Regions from separate parts of the Homo sapiens genome. Here region 1 is linked to region 2. The links are chromatin loops, found by intact Hi-C in ENCODE. Cell type or tissue: HepG2. All regions are shown on one strand. Each heading gives the region's core, and the rest is flanking DNA. Links, peaks and the distances in the headings are about the cores only.

The links. Peaks named below come from ENCODE experiments on the same cell type or tissue, not always from the same donor. Only the 100,000 strongest peaks of a DNase experiment are listed, where the experiment ranks them.
Region 1: it touches region 2 in a loop (5-fold over the local background); 17 of 110 quality-filtered maps call a loop at or near these places.

Annotation. Positions count from the first base shown.
Region 1 is chr9:18,138,826-18,150,277 of GRCh38, reverse strand. It overlaps a transcript of ADAMTSL1 not described here. Among named protein-coding and RNA genes, the nearest start is that of ADAMTSL1, 330 kb to the left of the region's middle. In HepG2, for the core only: a CTCF peak has its summit at 7,121; no DNase peak of the experiment used is centred there.
Region 2 is chr9:17,806,300-17,817,751 of GRCh38, reverse strand. No RefSeq gene overlaps it. Among named protein-coding and RNA genes, the nearest start is that of SH3GL2, 230 kb to the right of the region's middle. In HepG2, for the core only: a CTCF peak has its summit at 6,556 (motif pointing left); a DNase peak (open chromatin) is centred at 6,571.

The DNA.
Region 1 (11,452 bases), core at 4,994-8,993, 330 kb before region 2:
TTCCCCTGCCCATCCTTTAAAGGCTGTTGCTCTCTGGTGCTCCATTGTTATACCACTACTATCTTATTCTACCAATTATTCCTGGAAATCTTTTTCATAACCGTGGAAACAGACAGCACTGATACAATGACAACTTTCAAATATATGTACCTTTATTTCAAATTCCAGACACCTATATCCCCAATTGCCTATTAAGCATTATTAAACAAATGTCTCCCAGGAACCTCTAACTGAATAATTCAAATTGAATTTATTTCTTGTCCAGCCTTTCCAAATGTGTTCTTGCTTCTACAAACTCTGTCCATACTGGTACCACATCCTCCCAGGTAATCCAAGCCAGAAACTGTAAGTCTGCCTATAATCTGTCTTTTCTTTTCCCTCTACATTAAATTAATTGCTATATCCTAGCCCTGCTGCCTCCTGAATATCTTTTCTACTTGACTGCTCCATCTGCAGGTTTGGTCAGCCCTCTCCTGGACAACTATAGCATTCTTCTTGATAGTCTCTCTGTTTCTAATCTTATCCTTTCTTCAGTCCAACACATTGTTGCTTGAGTGAGCTTTCTAAAAAACAGTGCCAATCACATCTCTCTGGCGTGACATGTGTCAACTCTTCACTTCTACATGCAGTGTTTCTCAGATTTTGATGTACATATGTCAATGGGGAATCTCATTATATTATCAGTTCTCACTCAGGAGGTCTGGGTTAGGGCCTGAGATGATGCTTTTCTAACACACTCCCTGGTGATGTGATGTTGTGCTCCAGAAACCACTGCAGTAGCAAGTGGTACTAAATTGTACCACTTTTCTACAATTATCTAGATTGTAAACTTAACCTCCTTTTAAAGGCCCCCAAAGCCTTTTCTGTTGGGTCTCCATTTATCCCTATAGACTCGTCTCCAACCATTTTTTCTTCTTTGCTCTTAATGCTTTAGCAACATTGGATGGCTTCTGGCCTTCTGAACCCACCATGATCATCTGCTCCTCTATGGCTTTACATTTTCAGTTCCATCTGACTTGCGTGCCCACCTATAACTCTATAGGTTTATATTTACTCAACATTATCTCGGTAAGTCTGACTCCTTGCCCGATGACGAGCTCACTAAGAAGGGTCTGGTTCATCTCCCAGTTTCTAGCCCTAGCAGAGTATCCTGGCTCAGAGGAGCTACTCTCCAAAGTTTGGGGAATCAATCATCTATTCCTCTACAGCATAAGCCACTTAAAAATTCCCAGTTCTCCATAAACACTTTCTATTGGAGAACCTGCTGGCAAATAATCATAAAACAAAATTTTAGTGAGATAAGTCTAGAAGATTTTTCCTTTTAGAGGTTAAAACAAAAACACTAAAGTGGGAATAGATAAGGAAAGGGTCTAAAGTGTAAACATGTATTACATATAGACTTAGAGCCTATCTTATATTTAATCAACTAGAATCTAGGCAAATTTAACACTAATAAAAATATTTACATGTTTTTCAAATTGCTTCACCAAACTCTTTTTGTTTAAATGTGCCCCTGAGTATATTACCAAATGTGTTAAATGTGTCACCCATTAAAAAATGGATAATGAAGGATTAGCTAATGAGTCATTTGAAGGTCCTGCTTATTAATTTTTATAGCTTCATTACCTGGAACCTAATCATCAACTGTTATCAATATCCTGGGAGAAGTGGAAAAATAAAATAAAAAATTCTTTATTTATTATAGGTAAGTTTCTGTAGAACTTTGTAATTTGCTCGTTCTTGTCCTTTCTAGAATTCATGGATGCTTCTAACATTTTACTCACTCTTCATAGAGGTTGCAAATTTTAATTATAGTTGTGCCGATTCCCATTTGACTTGACTTTAGTATCTGATCTTGACTTTTTAAGAGACATTTCTGTTTTATAGTTACCAAATAAATTCCTCTACCCTGTTAATCATCCATGTTTTTTTTTTTTTGGCTGTCACTGAAGTGTAGGTGACTGAATGTTAAACAAACATTCTTTTTCAAACTCAAACTGAAAATAGGATGTTCCATTTGTTTATACTATGTAGACATGAAAAAATGTGAGCTTTTTTCCCTTCAGTTCCAAAAAGCCCACTCCCTTCTCTACCAAAACTCTATTTTTTAAAATCTAAAAGTTTGTCAGGTTTTTGTTGTAGACACATTACTATGTTTCTAGGGTTTTAAAATATTCTTTACATCGATGAAGCAGATTTGGTCATTTCAACAAATATTTATGTAGCTTCTACTACATTATAAGAGCTGTGTCAGGTGCTGGAGGTGTTGAACACAAAAATAAATATGGTCTCTTTTTTCCATGGTCTTACAGTCTAGTAGAAGAGATAATGGCAGGTAAAAACTTCCTAAAATGCCAAAGAGAAGCTGGTATCTCCAATATGGAGATAAAAGCTTCATGCTGTGCAACTGTAGAGAATAGTGGAATACACTGTTCTTGCAAAATATAATGATGTGCTCTGAACTGTAAACCACCTATGTTCATTTTCATGCCTACTTATGTGGAACCCTGAAGCTCAATCAATGGAATGGAACAGCCTCTAGATAACAGTTTCTACAGTTGCTTTGGTCTTTTGGAACAAAAGAATAGGTCAGCCAAAAAATAACAATTGAGCCTCCATTCTGTGTGCAAGACTCTATGGAAAGTCCTATTCTGCTTAGTTGATGGCAGTGAAAATGAGACTTATAAGAAATCAAGCACATCTGCTTCTTGGGTAGCCTTACCAGTGTAAAGAGCAGATAGGAAGAGGGAATACCCCCAAATTATACCCATTCTGCAATAATGCAAATAGATGCTGCAAGTTGGTTCCAAGCAGTGAATGAGCTGATGGAAACCAAGACTGTGTCCAATAGGTGCTAAGTGGTGAGCCATTCCCATCTTGTCCCCATACCACCTACCAACGTCTTTCTTATTCTGGTTGCTAAGCCACCTTTTTTCCTGATTAACTAAAATATTATACTATTTCTATCCATCTATAGCCATCACTTTCTTTAAAACCATTTATTACATTCCTAACTTATATCAAAAATTAGTCTAGGTTTTCTATAGCTAGAATCAAATCCTCACAAATCAGCAAAATGAATTCAGTATTATTATTTATATTTTATACTTGGTCAAACTAAGTTTCAGAGGTTACGTACCCTGACCAATGGTAGAATTGGAATTTGAATACGGGACTGTGTTTTCTTAGAAATTAAGGAATACTATTATATTAAATATTCTTGAGTGCCTAAATATATTTAAACAACTATGCTAAAACCTGTAAGTAATTCAATGGTAAGATCCATGCCTTCAAAGAGATAGAGTCTAAAAGGAGAAAGAGAAATAGAAAGGTGTTAGCCACTTAGAAATGTGGGACAGAATGAATTTGCTTTGCAATGCACTAAATCACCATAAAATTCTACACAATAAATTTCATGCTTTAACATGTATAATATTTAAATGCATTCTTGTAATATTTTTCAATAATACAGAAGTATATACAGACTATAAATGAAAATCTCCTAAACCCTTGAATCCTGTGTGTTCTTTATAAGGGCACACTACCACATTCACTGAAGACCGCATGTTCACCAAATATTGTTTGAGCATATGCCTTGCAGATAGCCTGTGTTAACAAAAAAGTGTTGCTTAGTGTAATGTATCTGCCATTACCATATTATACATAATAATTTCACCACTCTAAAAAGTCCCCTGTGTTTTACCTATTCAACCCTGTTCCCTCCCTCAAAACCTCTAGCAACTATTGATCTATCCAGTTTTGCCTTTCCCAAAATGTCATAAAATCAGAATCATATACTATGTAGCTTTTTCAGGCTAGCTTCTTTTTCTCGGCAATATGTATTTCAGATTCATCAATACCTTTGCATGGCTTGATAGCTCATACCTCTTTATTGCTGAATAGTATTTCATTCACCTATTGAAGGATATTTTGGTTTCTTGCGATTTTTGATCACTATAAATAAAGCTGCCATAAATATCTGACTGCAGGTTTTTGTGTGGACATAAATTTTCAAATTGGTTGAGTAAATACCTAAAAATGTGATTGCTGGATCATACAGTAACTATGGTATGTAAATATGGTAAGACTATTTTGAGCTTTCTAAGAAACTGCCAAACAATCTTTCAAACCTGGTGTATTTTTGATTCCCACTAGCAATGAATGAGAATGTGTTGCTTTGTATCCTTCTCAACAATTAATATTGACTAGTTTTTGGATTTTAGTCATTCTAATAGGTGTGTAGTATCTCCTTGGTTTTAATTTGCATTTTCCTAGTGATAGATTATGTTGAACATCTGTTCATATGGTTATTTTTCCATCTGTGTATTCTCTTTGATGCAGTGTCTATTCAAGTTTTTGCCTGTTTGTTTTCTTATTGTTGAGTTTTAAGAGCTCTTTGTTTATCTTAAACACAAGTCATTTATGAGATATTTAGTCTGCAAACATTTTCTCCCATTCTATGGGCTTGTCTTTTTATTCTTGTAACTGTCTTTCACAGAGAAAAAGATTTTAATTAGATAATGTTTAGCTTATAAATTTTCTTTCATGGATCATGCTTTTGGTATTATATTAACATCTAAAACTCATCACCAAACTCAAGGTTTTCTCATATATTATAGTCAAGGAATTTCATAGGTTTGCATTTTACACTTAGGTCTATAATCCACTTTTGAGCTAATGTTTATGAAAGATATGAGGTCTGTGTCTGGGTTCATTTTGTTGCATGTTTCGAATATCCAATTTTTCCAGCACCATAATCATGCAATTTTAAAATTGGTAGAGTGAAAGGATCATTGTAGGTTATATGCAGTTATTAATGGATTAATAAAACTAACATGATGATTAACATTCCCTCAAGTTTGTAAAGCACTAGGAGTTATTAATGTGAGTCACTTAGAACGCAAGAAACTGAGGATCAGCACATGTAGAACCTGTCAAATAGTTACCAAATAAGCTCCTGCATGGTCCTCAAAGAACCGAAAACAAATGGTCACAGCAATTGTGCATAACATTGAATACCTATGGGGTATTGCTTAAGAACGCTCAACTCTTTTGTTACTAATATACCTTTATGGTCTCTTTCTTTGAGCTTTTAAAGTTTTCTATCCTCAACAGTCTACTTTTAACATATAAATGCCACTAAGAGTTGTTTCACCTCTTTAGCTGTCAGAATGATCAGGTTATACCTAAATAACATTGATATCATTGTTGTAGACCCTTAACTAGAATGAGGCCATCTCCTCACTCCAGCTCTCACAGCAGCTCCCACAATCTCTGTTTGGACACTTCTATTATCTATGCATTTGCATCTTTATGAGGCAGCCTGCTGACCTGACAGCTCCAAAGATCTGAAGGAAAATATCTTTATCATGCTGAGACAGAGTTCATTTTGCTGTAACTCCATCATAGTCCCACTGTTTAGAAACAGAGTGTTATCCTCGGCCAGGTATCTTGGCAGGAGTACTCACCTGAATGAAAGCTACTGGAGTACATGGACCCCTCTGAGCTGGGTGACTTTGGGCCACTCTGTCATTCCTACAAGTCTTAATTATCTCATTTAACATAAAGTTTTAAAATTCTCTGCTTCTAAAAAGCTAGTATCTTTGCAAAAATTCGTTTTAATCCAACCAAAATAGAAAGTAAATAATGGGGAAGACCTGGGGAATAGGAAAATGGTAGGAAGAATGTAAGGGGCACTGAAATAGGAGGAAAATTTAAATAGCCAATTTTACATATGTGTAAGTTTAGCCATAAAGAGATATACACTATTAGGGCCAGGTGTGGTGGCTCGTGCCTGTAATCCCAGCACTTTGGAAGGGCGAGGAGGGAGGATCACCTGAGGTCAGGAGCTCGAGACCAGCCTGGCCAACAAGGTGAAACCCTGTCTCTACTAAAAATACAAAAATTAGCCAGGTTTGATGGTGGGCATCTGTAATCCCAGCTACCCAGGAAGCTGAGGCAGAGTAATCGCTTGAACCAGGAGGCAGAGGTTGCAGTAAGCCAAGATCGCGCCACTGCACTCCAGCCTGAGCAAGAGGGACACTCGGTCTCAAAAAAAGAAAGAAAGAAAGAAAGAAAGAAAGAAAAAGATGTATATACTATTAGGACATGCAAAGTGTATCCCATAGCCTTAATAGAAACATCACTTTCAAAATTACTTGTCCTTGTAGTAAGTTTTAACTCTCAAAATCAGGAGAGAGTTCCATTCTTCATGTGTTCTGAAGATAGTAAGAAACTGCCACAAAAACACAGCTCCAAATAGCACTATCTTTCCTGAGGCAACGTTTTACTCAGTTGTTAAACGTTCCCACCAGAAATCTTTTGGAAAGTCTTAAAACATATTTTATCTGCCCCCTCCCCATTTTCCTACAGAAACAAAATTAATTGTTCCCTCAATGGCAGTTCCCTCACTTCTTTTAAAACTCTGTGAAGGAAATGTGGCTTTGTGCAAATTATTTTCATTCCTCTAACATCTATAATGAAAGAGTCTGTTTAATGTATTCATTGAAAGAATTATTTAAGCTCCAGTTCAGCCCTTCATTATTGCCAGGGATAAAAGAAACAAAAGGTGATTTGCACTTGAGAATTTGCAGAATGAAGTGTCTGTTAAACAAAACCAGCAGCAACCATCATCTTGAGCAGGCACCAGGCAGGAATGGGGACCCATCTATAAAGCATGCACACGCCTACACTTGACCCATGGGGTTCTGACAAGGGAGGATGCCAATATGATTCCATCAGACAGAGTGACAAAAAACCCGGCTTTAAAAAAAACACAAAAGCACACGGCAGCTCTGATATTCGCTGCTAAGCAACATTGTCCTGCTCCACAGCCCTTACCCCCAACTGCCATAAAAAATAGAGTGAAGTGGAAGTTACTGACTGTGGGAAAGGAAGATGTACTTGGGATGGAGAGAAGCTGCAAACCCACTTTTTAAAATCCTTCAATTAGAACCAATTGACCAGAGCCCATGTGTAATTGCTAAATGAAGGAGAAGGGAACTTGGTCCAGAGGCTCCATGGGGTTCCTCAGAGCATACCCCTTAAGGGGAACATGCCAATCCAGAGTCTTAAAATGAGTGTGTCCTCTGGCTCCAGCTCCACTTTCCTAGATGGCAGCAGAGAGTAGAAGGTGGTTAAGCCTTCTGATTACAAGCTTGTTTAACTCCAACAAATTCCACTTTGTCCAGGCTCAATGCTGCCCTGTTAGCATTGGAGTGAAACTGCCATCGACAGACCTGCATCATCCTCATTGCACCCAGTATTTACTGAGTCCCTACTGGATTCCAAAACCCAGACTAGTGTTTCATGTACACTAGTTCATCTTCAAAACCATACCAAAAGTAAGCATTACCCCCCGGTGTGATAGACTAGAAAACAAATTCTCAGAAAGTTTAGGGTAGAAACTAGCTAAACCAGGATTTGAACTCTATCCCTGCCTCATTCTAAAGTTCGGAAGATTTTACCACTCTTTGGCACTATGGCACATACATATGGCCTGGGTCACTTGTTAAGACAATAGCTTTGTGATGCAACCCTGTTGTCATCTCTTGTCAAAGGCCACTCTCCTTTTTAGAGAGCCAGCATACTGTGATAGATAAATGCATAGATTCTCTGACTTCCGTGTTAAAAATCTGCCTCTTGCTAGATGTGGAACTGTGGCAAGAGATATATTTATCTCTGCCTCAGTTTTCTCAGCTGCACCTGCTTCATAAGTTGTTCCAAGTCTCCAAATACTTTTCCAAGTCCCCACTGTAAAACCTGAGGGACAGAATTAGGTGAGGGGGTGCCCTCCATGGAGATCAAAGGAGGGAGAACAGGAGTTAGATGCAAAAGAGATTTCTAAGGTTTTAAAGAACGCATATTATGAAAAGAAGAGCCGGTCTTAATTTCATTGTTCCCTATTCCACTGACTTTTTCTTTGTCCTTTGTTAGCACAGACAAAGACAGCAAGAACCTTGAAGAAATAGCAAGTGAGGGAAAGGAATATGGGTGCTGCTTGACCTCAGATATTCTAATGTATTTGGTGAGCTCTGTGTGTGGAGCATGGAACAACAGAAGCAGCTGTTCTCTCCAGACTCATTCTGTAACTTGATGGTAGAAGATACCGCAGGCAGGAGAAAAAGAAGGGGAAGAGGTCAGGGGACTGCTAGAGCTCTTGTTTCTAAAGCTATTGGAACATTCCTCAGTGTTCTCTAACATCCAAGGCAAGCTCCTGCAGGGAAAAAGGACAAGAACTCTCACTTACTGAGTTTGCCTACTACATATTGGGCCATCCCAGGTGATACAGATGTAAAGTTTCACTGAACCTGGCCACAGCCCTGGGAAGTACTGCTATCCTTGTGTCTCAGTGAGAAGATGTAGACTTAGAAAAGTGAAGTCACTTGACCACAGCTGCACAGTGGTTTGTGAGGAGGTAGAATCTGGTCAATTTCCTGAGTTTGAAATACCACAGTACCTCCTTTCTCAGTAACGCCTGTTGGTGAAAGAGTCAGTGACAAGATCTACAGGAGTATGTGATGTGCAGGAGATGCTGTCAGATGCTCACAGGAGATGCTGTGAGGAATATACCATTAATCCCAATAATCGAATGGTCAAGAAGTACTTCTGTAGTCCAGTGAGAGAGGGGCTGCCACAAAGAGCAGGCCACCAACCTTGTGATGGAAGGCTACTTGGAAGAAGTGCTGGCCACCACCAGGCTGTGCAGGTAGGGTGCTAGACACCTCTGTGCTGCCTCTAGCTGGTTACTTGAACTGGAGTGAGGGGGCTCTCATTTCTCCAACTATGAGCCTTGTGTTTGTTTCAACTGCTTTAACCTCAGAATCTTGAATCGAGGCCCTGTGACTCTGTGTTCTAGAAAAGCTGGCCTGGTGTTCTGGGGACAGCACAGCATGTTGCTGGTGTCCAGAGCTGTTTTCTTAGAGCCTCTTTCCCAGCCTATAGTTCCCTGGGCTGTTAAGGCACTGCTGCCTTAACATGTTCTTCTGTCCATGATGAGGAACCCAAACCTCCTTCAACTGCTCTTCCACTCTCCTCCCCTTCTCACTGAGCTCAGCACTATTGAGCATGGGGTGGGGGTTGGTTGAGAAGGTAAACCGTGTCCACCTGTGAGCCCTGTGAGGGCAGGAATCTGCTCTGACCTCTTCACACTACTAGCTTCGAGCCCAGGGCTTGGCATCAGTCACTCAATAAAAATGTGAGAATTTCCAAGTAAACTATCATTCTGATTCCAGGGTGTTGGGTCACATGATACATTCATATAAATAAGAAACCATTCTGGTGCTCACTCTCTTTTCAGAGCTCACCAAATACTTGGTGGCCACAAAAATGAAAGGATGAATGAAATGGCTACATGAAATTTTGCCTCCCTCTCATTGTTTTCCAAGTAGCCTAATTTTGGACAGCTCTGTCACATTAACTATTCTGGGATCTTTATTTCCATTACTGCTTTCCATGATAATTTTTTGATGGTGTGCAGAAAACAGTTAACATACCAGGCCAGAGACTGCTATCCTTTGAAAGGCCTGCTCACTAGGTTGGTCCTTGGTTGGCTTCTGGAAAGTTGGATTTCAGGCATGCTCCCACCATTCTCAGAACTGATGATGAATGGCTCACTGCCTCAGTTGTTGCACAAACAATGTGATTTATATGGAACACCTCCTTTCCTTCTGGGAGTCTAGAATTTTGGTATGTGCTAGGGAGAGGACACCTATATGACTAGCCCCCAGTAAAAATCTTCTAGTGTTGAGTCTCTGATAGACTTCCCTGGTAGGCAACATTTCACACATGTGTGTCCAACTTGTTGCTGGAGAAAGTCAGCTCATTCAGTACTGACTCCATTGGGAGACAGGACTCTTGGATGCTTGCTCCTGGTCTCTGCTGGACTTTGCCCCATACACCTTTTCCCTTTGCTGATCTTACTTTGTATCATAGCCATGAGTATGACTACATGCTGAGTCCTGAGTCTCGGCAAATCACTGAAACTGAGGGTGGTCTTGGGGGCCATCAGCAAAGAGGATAAAGAAAAAGAGCCTTTTCTAACATCTTAGAAACGTTTTCCCACTTCAATGGCTTCTTTTACTTTGTATTTAGGTAATTTTTGTCAAGTCTAACTTCCCTATTATGGGTTAAATTCTTTAAGAGTAGGCTAGGGTTTGCTTAGCTTTGCATCCCCAGTGCAGTGATTTACACACAGAATACACCTAGCAAATAGTTGGTACATAAATGAATACATGCCACTTAGGTATTTCTCTCAATTACAATGCCTGGCTCAATACATTGCAAATTTTTATTTGACTTATTTGAATACGAGATCATTAGCATCCTCTAAATTTCCAGAACCTAAAAATTTCATCAGTCTCTGGAGACAGAGGAGGATATGAGCTTTGGTGACTGGCTGAAATCATAAGAAACCAACAAAGAGGAATCATATTTTAATTTAGGGGATGAACCACAAGATATATATTTGAAATTTTCTAATGTAAAATTCAAAATTCAAGCTTAAGTGGACCAATATGAGTGGGAAAAAAATTGTGATCTCATGTCTATATCTTGTCTTACTTCTGCAGTTTATAAGGTTAAAATATAACCTACATAGCAGTCACATAGGATAGCTATATGGGTTATTTTGTATATGTAGCATGGCATATATTCAGTAGCTATTAATTCATGATTTCTTGGATACCTAAAAGTTGGATGGAACTCACTTCCTTGGAAGGATTCCCATCTAGAGGTATTAAAACTCTTCTGTGGATTTTCTCAGGGGTTATCAGAATAGGATGGTTAACAGAAGGTGGAATGCAAAAGAAGGAAGTTGGCACCCCTTCCTTTGACTCTGTTCTCTCTCACCCACTTTGGGAAGCTTTCATTCATCACAAATGAAGACACTCTTGTTGCTGTTAAATCTGCTGACAAGTAATGTCATCGGTTCTACTTCAAGGTGTAGGAGACCTTGTAGAATCAGGTAAATATGCTGCCATGTGCCCTCCTCTGCCTTGGGAGTGAAAGGAGGAAATCTAACACTGACTTAGGGAACAACATATGCCTCATGAATACAGAACACAGAAACTACATTGACGAAAGATTGCCATTTCAACACTGCATTTAGAATCACAATTCCATAAGGTTCAAGGTTTGCTGAATCAATCAGTCAATCAGTCAAAAAACCATAAGATGTTACAGGAAGACATCTTAAGAGAGCATCTCATTCTACCCTTTATCATCTAGGCAAGAGAAATGAAATTAAAACAGGTGAGGTAATCTCCTGCAAGGTTCCTTAGTGGCAGACACAAGTAAAATCCACGTCTCCAGATTATCAGTCTTCCTCATACACACACATATTCACACTCATACACACAGTCAACTATGCACTCTTTAAACTCATGAGGGCATGCAAGAGGCTTATGGCTATGGTGCAATCCACTTGAGGCAGAGCGTTAGATCTTGGTCTTGA
Region 2 (11,452 bases), core at 4,973-8,972:
ATCACCTATAAATCTTTCTCCACAAGATGCAAGTCCCACAGTGTTTCCTAAAAGCTTAGATGTTAAAGACTTGAAAACACATAGAAACCTTAAGCATCATAATTAAATCACTTAAACATAGTTACTTTCAGAGCAACTTGGTATAGTAGAGTAACTGTAAAGAGCTGAAAAACAGCTGTGGACCAAGACAATTTCACTGTAGCACATGCTAAAATAACTGAAGCATGATAAAATGTTTTCATTATTTTGGAATCAAAAACGCTTGTTAACTAATTTATAACTATCCTAGAAATAAGGTTTTTATATTTTTGTTTTTGCCAACAGAGGTCCCATTCAGGAACTCTCCACAGCCCATCTGTAGCCGTAAGTTATCTGCAAGTTACTCAGGAAATACAAGGATGCTCATCATGAAAAGACATTTCTCCCAAGCTCTCTTCCTTTGGTTTCCATCCATACGGAGACTGGGCCTGAGTGTGGAAACTATCTCCATCAGCTTTCTGTTCTTGAATACTCTTATGAGTTTGCTTGTTTTGGGGTTTGCTTATTTGAAACTTAAGTTGCTATTACGAGCGTTTCAATGGTGATGATGATGATGAATATAAGTTTAAAATAAAACAAAGCAGAATAAACAAAATAACACACTGGTAACCTGCTTGTTCTGTACTGAATTTCATATAGATGCCCATGATTCCACACAATAAATTGTTGCATGTTTCCTGAACATGCATTCCTTCATGCTGCCTTTGGCCTACCTATTCCCACAGCCTGAAAATCATGTTAACTATTGGATGAAAGAGTTGAATTAGAGGACAATGGTGCTTTGGCCCTTTATTAGAGCTCTGGGAGGCTGGGCTGAATCTGCAGAGTGCATTTGGAGGCACAAGTCTTTGTCTCACACCCACTGAAAGAGACTGTTAACCATGAATCTGTTCTTTCCAGCCATGCCTGCATAGATAAGAAAATATTCTTAGTCCTCCACCTTTAAAATGCAGATTATGCTAGTGGTAAACTTTCTCAGAGATGACTGAAATATTTTTTAGAAAGCAGCATATGGAAGCATATGGAGTCAGCCTTCAGTGAAAGAAAGCCAAACCACAGCTTGATCCATTTATCCACTGATTCATTCATAAATTAGTTCATTCACCAAGATTTATGGATAAATCAGCAGTCCACGTTCTGAGTTAGGTTCTAGCAGTACAACAAGGAATGATGCATGCTGCTTTCTCCCACCTAGTTCACAATCTGGCAAGAGAGAGAAACACCAAACAACAAACCATAGTACAACACAGCAACCACCATAAAGAAAATGCTTCTGCTATACCGTAATACCGTCTCCCAATGTATACGTGCGTGCGCGCGCGCACACACACACACACACACACACACACACACACACACACACACACACACACCCCACCCCAGATCAGTCAGTATGACCAATCTAGGCAAAATGGCTGGGCAGCACACACTCATGGAGAAGTTTTTTAGTGGTTTTGTGCTTTTCCACATTTCCTATGCTTCCTTAATCCTTAAATAAGAAACCCAACTCCGGTTTCCCTTAGACACCTCTCTCATCCCACGTCAGGTCTCACTTTCCTCAAAGTGGTCAATGAAGTGCTCCTGGCTCCACAGATGTCTTTTTTTTTTTTTTTTTTTTTTTTTTTGCTTGCCCACTGGGAGCTTCCTTTGGTAGCTGCTGCTGATTTTTGTCCACCACTATTTTCCTCTTCTGTAGTTGATGGAAAAGCCTTCTTTTTACACCAGTCTTTGGGGCTATTTATTAGGCTGCAGGACCGGCATATGCCCCTGGTTGTATTTTAGTCTGCCCTCTTGAGGAAAACTTAGGTCCAACTTTCCTGGGATCTTCACGTAAGACACTGGAATGGTACCACCTGTACCCAGTTTTACATTCAAAATAGCTTTTCCCCAGATCCTGAACTAGATTATGCCATCCTGGTTGTCAGGAGGATGTCTCTGCCTGTTCAGAGGACTTCAGTCAGAAGCAGGCATTAACTGTGGTTCCCCCCCGATATTGTGTAAGAGTCTTAATCCAGGTATCAAAGGGTCTGACTGTACACTTATCTATCAATCAATCATCTAACTGCCTACATTTTTTTTCACTCTTTCTCTCATGAAAAGAGCATTCTTTTACACCCCTGAGCTCCCATGGTAGCATTTAGATTAGCCTCTTCCCCCTGCAGATATAGGACCAAGCAGGTGTTTGCAGATGTTCCACCCTTCTGAGTCCAAAGCAGCATCAGAACAAAGCTGAACCCATACAGTTTCTTATATTTGTAGTTTTCTTAATTCAGAGTGTATAGAAATTCCTAGTGACCCTTGAAACTTTTCAGAGTGAAGGGAAAATGTTCCACTTGCTCTTTATTTTTATACCAGAACTCCTAAACCATTAAATTGCACAAGGGAGAAGGGAAAGGTAAGACAAATCTGAGTTCTTTATTTAGCACATATGTGAATAGAACTTTACAACATGTAGAGCAAATTAATTACATTTCATCTTATTATCTAAAACATGTTACATCTACGATTAATGTCAGAAATGAGAAGTGCTCTTGATAGGAGAGGAGGTAATTTGATTTATCCTCTGTGGTGAATTGAGGCATAGCCCATGGTTTATAAAGTGAGGCATCCCCAAACTTCATCTTAGTGAAAAAGGACTTTTTTTTTAAGTCTTCTCAGAATTCTTATGGGAATTCTAACAACCATCAGGAGGTGCTTGAGAACCAGCAAAGGCAAAAACAAAATCTTTGGGTCTTTACTCAGTGGACAATGCATAAGCATGAATTATACCTCTGGTATATTACTAAGCCCTGAAACATTACAGAATGTAAGCAAAACTTGATCCTCAAGTAGTCTCGAGTGGAAGACATAGATTCATATTATTATACATAGAAAAAGCTTAAAGGAGTCCCTGACACATAGAAATCCCTTAATAACAGCTTTAGTTATTAGCTTCTGCACTATAATAGACGCACATGATATTTTGTTTTGTTTTTAGATTCAGAGGGTAAAGGCAGGTTTGTTACATGGGTGTATTGCAAGATGCTGAGGTTTGGGCTTCTAATGATCCTGTTGCTGTTGCCCAAGTAGTAAATGAGGTATCCATTAGGTAGTTCTTCAACCCTTGCCTGCCTCCCTCTTCCTTTTCAGAATACCCAGTGCCTATTGTTCCCATCTCTGTGTCCCTGCATACCGAGTATTTAGCTCCCACTCACAAGTAGGAAAATACAGTATCTATTTCTGTTCTGCCTTAATTTGCTTAGGATAATGGCATGTGAAGTTTTAGAAACTGCTATGACCTCATAGAGAGGAAATGACATGGGGAAGTGGTATAAGATCTTACAGAGGAGGTGCTTTGAGCTGAGCATTGGAGGATCTGTAAGGAGTTTCCTAGGGAAAAAAGAAAGAGCATTCCAAACAGAAGCAACAGCACAGAGAAGAGCAAAGCCTTGAATTCACATTGGTACTAAAGGAATCCTGAGGGTGTATATTGTCCATAGAACAGAGGGTTGAAAGATGGGATGGGAGAAGATGCAAATTTAAAAGGCAATTGGGCCCAGATGATGAAGGACTTTAATGTTCAGGCTTTATTCTGTACACAATAGGGGCAAAATTTTGGAGAAGAACAGTGATGTTATCAAACCTACGATTTCAAAAGATCACAACAGGAGTTTCTAAAAAAGAAGGACTGGGTAAGACAGGTGGCGGGTGCAGGGACTGCAATTAGGAGGCTCTTGTGGAAATAAGGAAGATAGGAGGAGGGGACCCAAAACAGGCAGGGAGCAGCAGAGAAGGTGAGAGACTCAGGAACACTGAAGGACAAGCTTTTCCTTTTTTTTTTCTTTTTTCTTTTGGAGACAGTGTCTCGCTCTGTCACCCAGGCTGGAGTACAGTGGCATGATCTCGGCTCACTGCAACCTCTGCCTCCCAGGTTCAAGCAATTTTCCTGCCTCAGCCTCCCAAGTAGCTGGGACTACAGGTGCATGCCACCACGCCCGGCTAATTTTTTGTATTTTTAGTAGAGACGGGGTTTCACCGTGTTGCCCAGGCTGGTCTTGAACTCCTGAGCTCGGGAAATCTGCCTTCCTCAGCCTCCTAAAGTTCTAGGATTACAGACGTGAGCCACCATGCCTGGCCAGGACAGGCTTTTTCATTATGAATTGCTGCACAAATATTCTTCCCAAAGTATTGGGCATAATTTTTAATGAGGTTCATGTCTATACATTGGGAGTTCTTTTTGATAAAAGAAGTAACTAGATTATTTTTTAATTTTTATTTTTAGATGGAGTCTCGCTCTGTTGCCCAGGCTGGAGTGCAGTGGTGCCATCTCGACTCACTGCAACCTCCGCCTCCCGGATTCAAGCGATTCTCCTGCCTCAGCTTCCCGAATAGCTGGGATGACAGGCACATGCCACCATGCCCAGCTAATTTTTGTATTTTTAGCAGAGACGGGGTTTCACTATGTTGGCCAGGCTGGTCTCGATCTCCTGACCTCATGATCCACCCACCTCAGCTTCCCAAAGTGCTGGGATTACAGGCGTGAGCCACCGCGCCTGGCTATGACTGGATCTTATGCTCTTTTCCTACTGGCTCCATTGCCGGGGGGAGGCGAGCCTGTTTTTTCTTTGCAGGCGCCACTGGGTGCAGCTCACTGAATTACAGGCACAGGACTCAAAAGTATTATAATCAGTCCTGATCAAGGGATTTGGCCAACCTGCACTAATAACAAATGCCACACTGAGGTTTCATTGCACTTTATCAGAAAGGATAGAACATGTTCTTTTCTGTGTTACAGAGATGAACATTAAAAAGGTGGTTTGCTTCAGCTAACAAAATGAAATGCTGCTGTTCCAGATAAAAAAAAAGCAGGCAGCAGGGCATGAGAGAAAACAGAGGACACTGAAGGTATGGGCAGGTCGCTCATGTGTGTGTAATGCCCGCAGATCATCCAGACCTGACTGACAGATAGCTGTCAATCAAGAGCAATGAAGGACATCTCCATTCTGCAGTCCTATTGTCTGAAATCAGAGATCCTCATTGCTAACGACAACATAAACAATAGTTGTTTGTTACTACGTTTGCTGTTAGGGTGCAGAAGAGCTTAAGATGGATGAATGGTTTGGCCTCTGTTTAAATTGCATCCTCAGAAAAAAAGAAAAAGAAAAAAATGGAGACTCTGGATTTGGCAACTCTCTTTCTCTCACACACACTATATAATCCACTGAAAATCTTGGCAACTCTAAGATCTTTCCAATGCAGCCTAATCTGACCACTGTGTGCCACTCCACTACTGCTACTGTGTTCCAACCAGCAGTGCCTCTGGCCTGGCCCCCACACTGGCCTCCCAGCTGGCCAGTCGTTCACTGCTGACCACCCCCTCTCACAGTCAGCAGGGTATTCTTTTAAAGAAGTAAATCAGATCAAGCCACTCCCCTGCTCAAAGTCTTCCCATGGCTTCCCATCACATCGAGAAGAAAATCCCAGTCTTTAAGGGGACCCTCCAGCCCTTCGTCATCCACTCCTACTTCTCCCATCTCGTCTCCCACCATGCCCCTCACACCCCTGGCTCCAGCTCCCGGGGCCTCTCTGGAATCTCTCAAACTTGCCAGGCACTCTCCTGCCTTGGGCCTTTGCTCTTGCTGAATCCTCTGTCTGGAACGTTCTTTCCTCTATGGCACATACCTAAAACAGCACCCTCCCCATCCCTCTAACCCCTTACTGTGTCTTATTTTTTTCCACAGTTTTCCTGTTGTTTTATGATACATTTGTTTATTTGGTTGTTTGTCTCCAGATTTCCTGGCATTTTATTATACATGTGTTTAGTTAACTGTTTGTCTCCTTCCCTGGAAGGTAAGTTCCATGAAGTGAAAGATTTAATCTGCTTCATTTAGCTGTTGCGACCCAGTGCCTAGAATAATGCCATGCAGGTAGCAGCTTCTCAAGTGTTTATCAAATGCATGTAAGATTGAATGAATGAGTGAATGATACACTGTCCTTATTTCCTAAACCAGACCAATTCTCCCTCCAGTCCTGAAATAACACCCACTTTTGCCCACACAACATCCTAGGCCAACCTGGCCTAAGTGATTTCCCACAAAGTGGGGAAATGAAACAGTGTTTGAACAAGTGAAAAAATTCGTACATTTTTAAGACACCAGATGATGCTCTTCGGACCACTTCAGCTATTCTCAAGAACTCAGCAGCTGCAGCCACTCTGCCTAAGGAGGAGAACTTAAAGAGTACATCATTTGAGTAATAAACTTCAGAGGATTCTGAACGTTTGCCATAACTCTGAATGACCTCAGAATACTCCACGGATACATTACATTATACAAAGTATAACTTCAAATAACTAATACATGATTTCAATCTTTTGATGAAAAAAACTCAAATTTCTAAAATAACTATTGCATTATTTCAATCTTTTGATTAAAAAACTAAAAATCAGAACTTCTTTCGGAGAAAATAAAAATAAAAGCCAGCTTAATGCTACAGGAATCAAACTACAGCTAAAGGGCATTCTAGCCAAAGGTCACAGCGCCCTCTACTGGCTATTGATAGCTAACAAACCATGGGGAAAAATTCACGGAGGAAGCCGCTTTATATTCAAATCCATTCACGGGATTATTAAAAAATATTTTAGTCCCTGCAAAGAAAATGAGCTGTGGCTATAAAAGAGGGAAAGATTCAGTCCCTGTTTTCAAGGGGGTTGAAGACTAGTACGAGGAAGAGAAATTTGGAATTACAGTAGAGTAGGACAAATGATGCCATCTAGAACACCAGGTGGGCATTTCGTCCAGCATGCAGGGGTGTGGGGCAGTGCCTGAGCTGAGGACTGAAAAAGGGTAGGAGTGAGCCATGTGAACGGAGGGGTGTGTAGATGGGCAGTGACGTTCCAGGCAATGGGGCCACAGATGGAGAGGCATGGAAGTGAGAAAGAACCTCAGGAATTGAAAGTTGTGACAATTACTTTTGGTTGCCCACTCACCAACCGTCCCCTGACTTCTTTTTCCCTCTGGTCTGCCTTCCTGTTGGTGGCTGAATGTGCCAGGTACTGACTTTCCTGACTGCTTTCATGGCTAGAAATAGCCCTGTGAACAAATTCTGGACAATGAGATATAAGGGAACATTTGCCAGAGGGATGGCTGAGATAGAATTTCTTTGATGATAAAAGAGGAGACACCCATGGAGACGACACATCATGTCAATCTGCCTGTCAAAGTTGTCGTGAAAAGAGGTGATCCTTGTTGCTGTTGCAGCCTTCCGGTGAACATGAATGGCAGCATCACTAACACTGTGAGGCCGGCAGTCCTTGGTGACATTACAGAGCTGCTGAACCACCCACCTCTGGGACCACCTATTTCTGTCCTTGTTGTTATGAAAGAAAAAATAACCCTTATGGCTTAAATCACTCCCAGTTATGTATTCTGTTATTTTTAGCTAAAGCATACTCATTGATATGCTCACATTCTCTGATGTGAGGAACCAGTGCAAGGTTTAAGCAAGGATGTAACACAATGAAATTTGCATTTCCGAAAGATCAGGCTGAAAACAAGCAGAGAATGAATTGAAAGAGAGCAAGACAAGAGGGAAGAAGACCAAGTAGGATATCTATAATGGTATAAGCGAGGATGGGGGAGAAAGGCAGAGATTAGGGTCTGACCTAAGAATAAAACAAAAGGGAGAGATCTAAAAAATAATTAGAAAGTTGAATGGACAGAGTTTGGTCATTCGTGTGAGAACTAGAAGATGAGATGAAGGGAGGAGTCAAGAATGAATCCAAAGTTTGGGGCTTAAATAATGAGGTAGGTAGATGGGTCACTTCTTGATATTCACAATTGAGGAGGAGAATTAGATTTAGGACACAATGGAAATGATGAATTCTGTTTACACACTGAATTTAAAGAAGCTGAATTTCATATATGAAAATCAGAGAATCTGGACTTAAGAGAAAGATTTTCAACATATTAATGTGTACATGGTAATTGAAGTTATGGAAGTCGACCTGGTCACTCTTTGGGGAACATATATACAGAGAAGGAGACAAGAAAAGGGTGTGGAGAGAGGCCCTCACAATGACCAATACCCACAGACAGACAGAAAGGAAAGCTACACAGAGACAAGAGACTATAAAACAGCAGAGGGAGAAAGCAAAGAATGAAGCGTCTCCAATGGCAAAGTAACAAAGTTTCCAGATGGAAACTTCCCACTTCAGTGAAACAGGGTCAGGAAACCACACTTTGGTGCCTTTAACCAGGACAGTTCTGTGGACTGCTGAGTACAGAAGCAGAAGCCAGTTAAGTTGGAGAGATGAAATGGATATGAGCAGTAGATGCTTCGTTCAAGAAGATGGCTATGCAAGGGAGGAGAAAGATTGAGGGACAGTTAGGGAACGCATGGTGAAGGTATCATTTCAAGATGTGGGACATTTGAATGTATTTACATATTGAAGAGGAAAACCAGCAGAGGAAGTGGGTCAGAGAGAGGGGAGACAGGTGATAATTGATGACATAAGATCCCTGAGGTTTCAGGAGGGAGTTGTAGGCACAAGCCTTGCAAACAAATTCAGATCACAGTTCTTTCCAAAGCCACTTAATTCCAACTCTTGGGTGGAAAATTCGATCCCACTCAATACTGGGGTTCTCCTACGAAGGGTCATAGCATACCATCAAAACATCTGGATGAGCACTCCAGTTGTTAACCACAGTGATTACCACAGAGATGCTCACTCTTTCAGTCTACAGGGCCCATCTGCTTTGGAGATACTGGGAGCCCATAGGCCTGGGAGCAACTATCACAGGATTTATCATATACACAACCCAGCATCTCCCAGGGTACTGCCACTGAGTCCACAATACAGGTTAGAATTCCCCTTCCCCCTCCACCTCCAGCCTCCTCCTCATATGCAGAAAATCATTATATTCATACTTATGGTGGCCTATCTGTGTCATTTTTTGGACCCAAATATGCTCCCTCTCCCCCCATAAAAGAAAAGGTAAAAGAAGAAGGTGAGGTGAAGGTCAAAGTTTTGTGTTCCCCCAGAGATAAAATCTTATAACCAAACTCCTTAATAAAAACATCATATGGATATATTTTCTCATGCTTGTACTAGTAAGAGGGACTTTGAAACATGGTATTGTCACCACTTAAGATTTGCATTGAACATGAGCCAGAAAATGATACATCATACTATCTCAGTTTCTGACTATCAGCTGGATTTGGTGGCTCCATATTCATAAGACCCAAATATGCAACTGTAATTTGATGTTCTCACCCAAAAGCCAATCATCTCTGTGTGTCAGATGTTCTTTCTGGAGATGCCACTGCTTATCTTCAGGTGGGAAGAATAAAGTGAATCAATTTTGGAAAGCAAAGTCAGCAAACTTCTTCAGATGTGTGGACAAGGGCCACTCATGTCTTCATGCATTTAAACAAATGCTGGGTACAAGGCAAGCAAAAATTCCCCCAGCTAAAGACCCAGACCATGTAGCAGACCTGCATCATAAAATGCATAAAATGCCATATTTTTAAGAGAAAAGGGGGAGGTGGTGGAGTTAAGTCATTTATAAAGAGGAGTCTTGCTCTTTATACAACTTGAACAGCCTCCAGCAATGTCCAGGGAAGGGGGAGTTTGACTAGTGGAAAGGTGCATTCCAGACCTCCTGGTAGGAATGGCCCCATGGCAGAAAACATTGCATCTGGCTATCAGTGCATGGTGAAACTGAACATTACAATTAACAACTGGCTGTAAGCACACAGACTCAAATTTAGCTTTCTGCAGAGTTCACCTGCACAAAGAACACACAGATTGGATGATACAGCCTTTCAGCCTCTGTGATAGCTTCCCCACCAGCTGGCATCCCACACTGCTTGGGTGAATGTTTAACCTTCGTTAAATAAATAGATCCTTGCTGCTAGCCCTCCTGAGGCCTATTACATAGGGCTGCCCATGTGAGAAACAGCTTGCTCACACAAATCAGTGCCTCAAATTTGAAGCATCTGGCCCAGTGATTCCAATTTTAGGCTTATATTTGAAAGCACAGTTTGATTTCTCTGTTCACTTAGCATATCTCACATGATCGGCAGTTTCATAGGCCCATCAGTAGACCTCAGTGTCAGCTCCTCTGAAGAGGAACAGCCTGTGTGTTTGAGAAGCCCCCAAGGACCTTCCAAAGATAATAGGGGAGGGGGCACGTCATAAAAGTACTTAAACACACCTTGCAATTTTTCTGAAAATCTGTAGGGCCTTTTCATGGAATTAGTACCAGTCATCGCTTACATATTACTTATGTTAATTGTAGCTGAATAACTTCTCGTTCTTGCTCATTCCGAAAATAAAATAACACCCTAGCACCTAGGCTGTGGTCTTTAAATTCTACCTCCTACTCAACAGAAACAAGACTCCTTGAAGAAATGGCCAATTCCAGTTCTGGGGTAAGAAATCTACCAGAGGAGCCTGGTATTTCTCACCTCACCAGAAAGCAAGGAAGTTTGGAGTGACACCTAGGGTTGTATTCAAAGTACTTGGAATTCAACTTGAATGGATTCACACTGGCCAAAGCAGGGACAATTTGAGTATCAAAGGATAACTCCAATGGATTAAAAGCATACTAGATATGTTTAGATCCACGAATTCATAATACTTTAAAAATATTTATTGGTCACCACTGGAGATGGTAGTCAGTTAACTATTTTGAAAACAAAACCAGAATAAAAAAATCAAGATTTTATTCTATCTTTCCTCTATAGACTATAATGCCGAAAAAAAGTAGATGATGAAAGTTTCTTTATAGAAGTATTCTGGCAAATAAAGAAATGATAGAATGTCACAACTTTGCAACTTCTAATGAATTAATGCATCTAAGGAATGACCATCCCCAGCTGCCAAAATCACAAAAAGATAAATTATCAAAGATTAAATACCTCCTGATGGAAGCACACACTAGTTAAGAGGTAGTCTTGGTAAAAACTCAAGGCACTTCCCTAGATCTACGTACCAAATCACTGGAAACGAAAACGATATTAGGAACAAGTAAAATACCACCACAGGGATACAATAAGCAAAATCCAGACTGCAGGAAACTCTATGGAATGAATGATCTTGTATATTCAACAAATTGCAAGAAAAAAATATGGAAAGGAAACAAATGAATGGAGTCTTAAAAGTCATATCAACCCTCTCCCAAATAAAAGGAAGTCACTGATTCCCAAGGTTTCTCATTGACCATGGAGTGATCTATTCCCCTTTAACCTCAAAGCCCCACAGTTTTCCCAAGATGTGACTACAACAATGCTCTCATTATGATACATTGTTAGTCCTCAGGTCCTACCTCCTACCTTAATATTTCTCCTTCTACCTCCATGTTCTTGAAATCCCACCCCTCATTCCTGCCAATGCATTTATGTTAACTGAAGACTTACTACTTGCTATCAG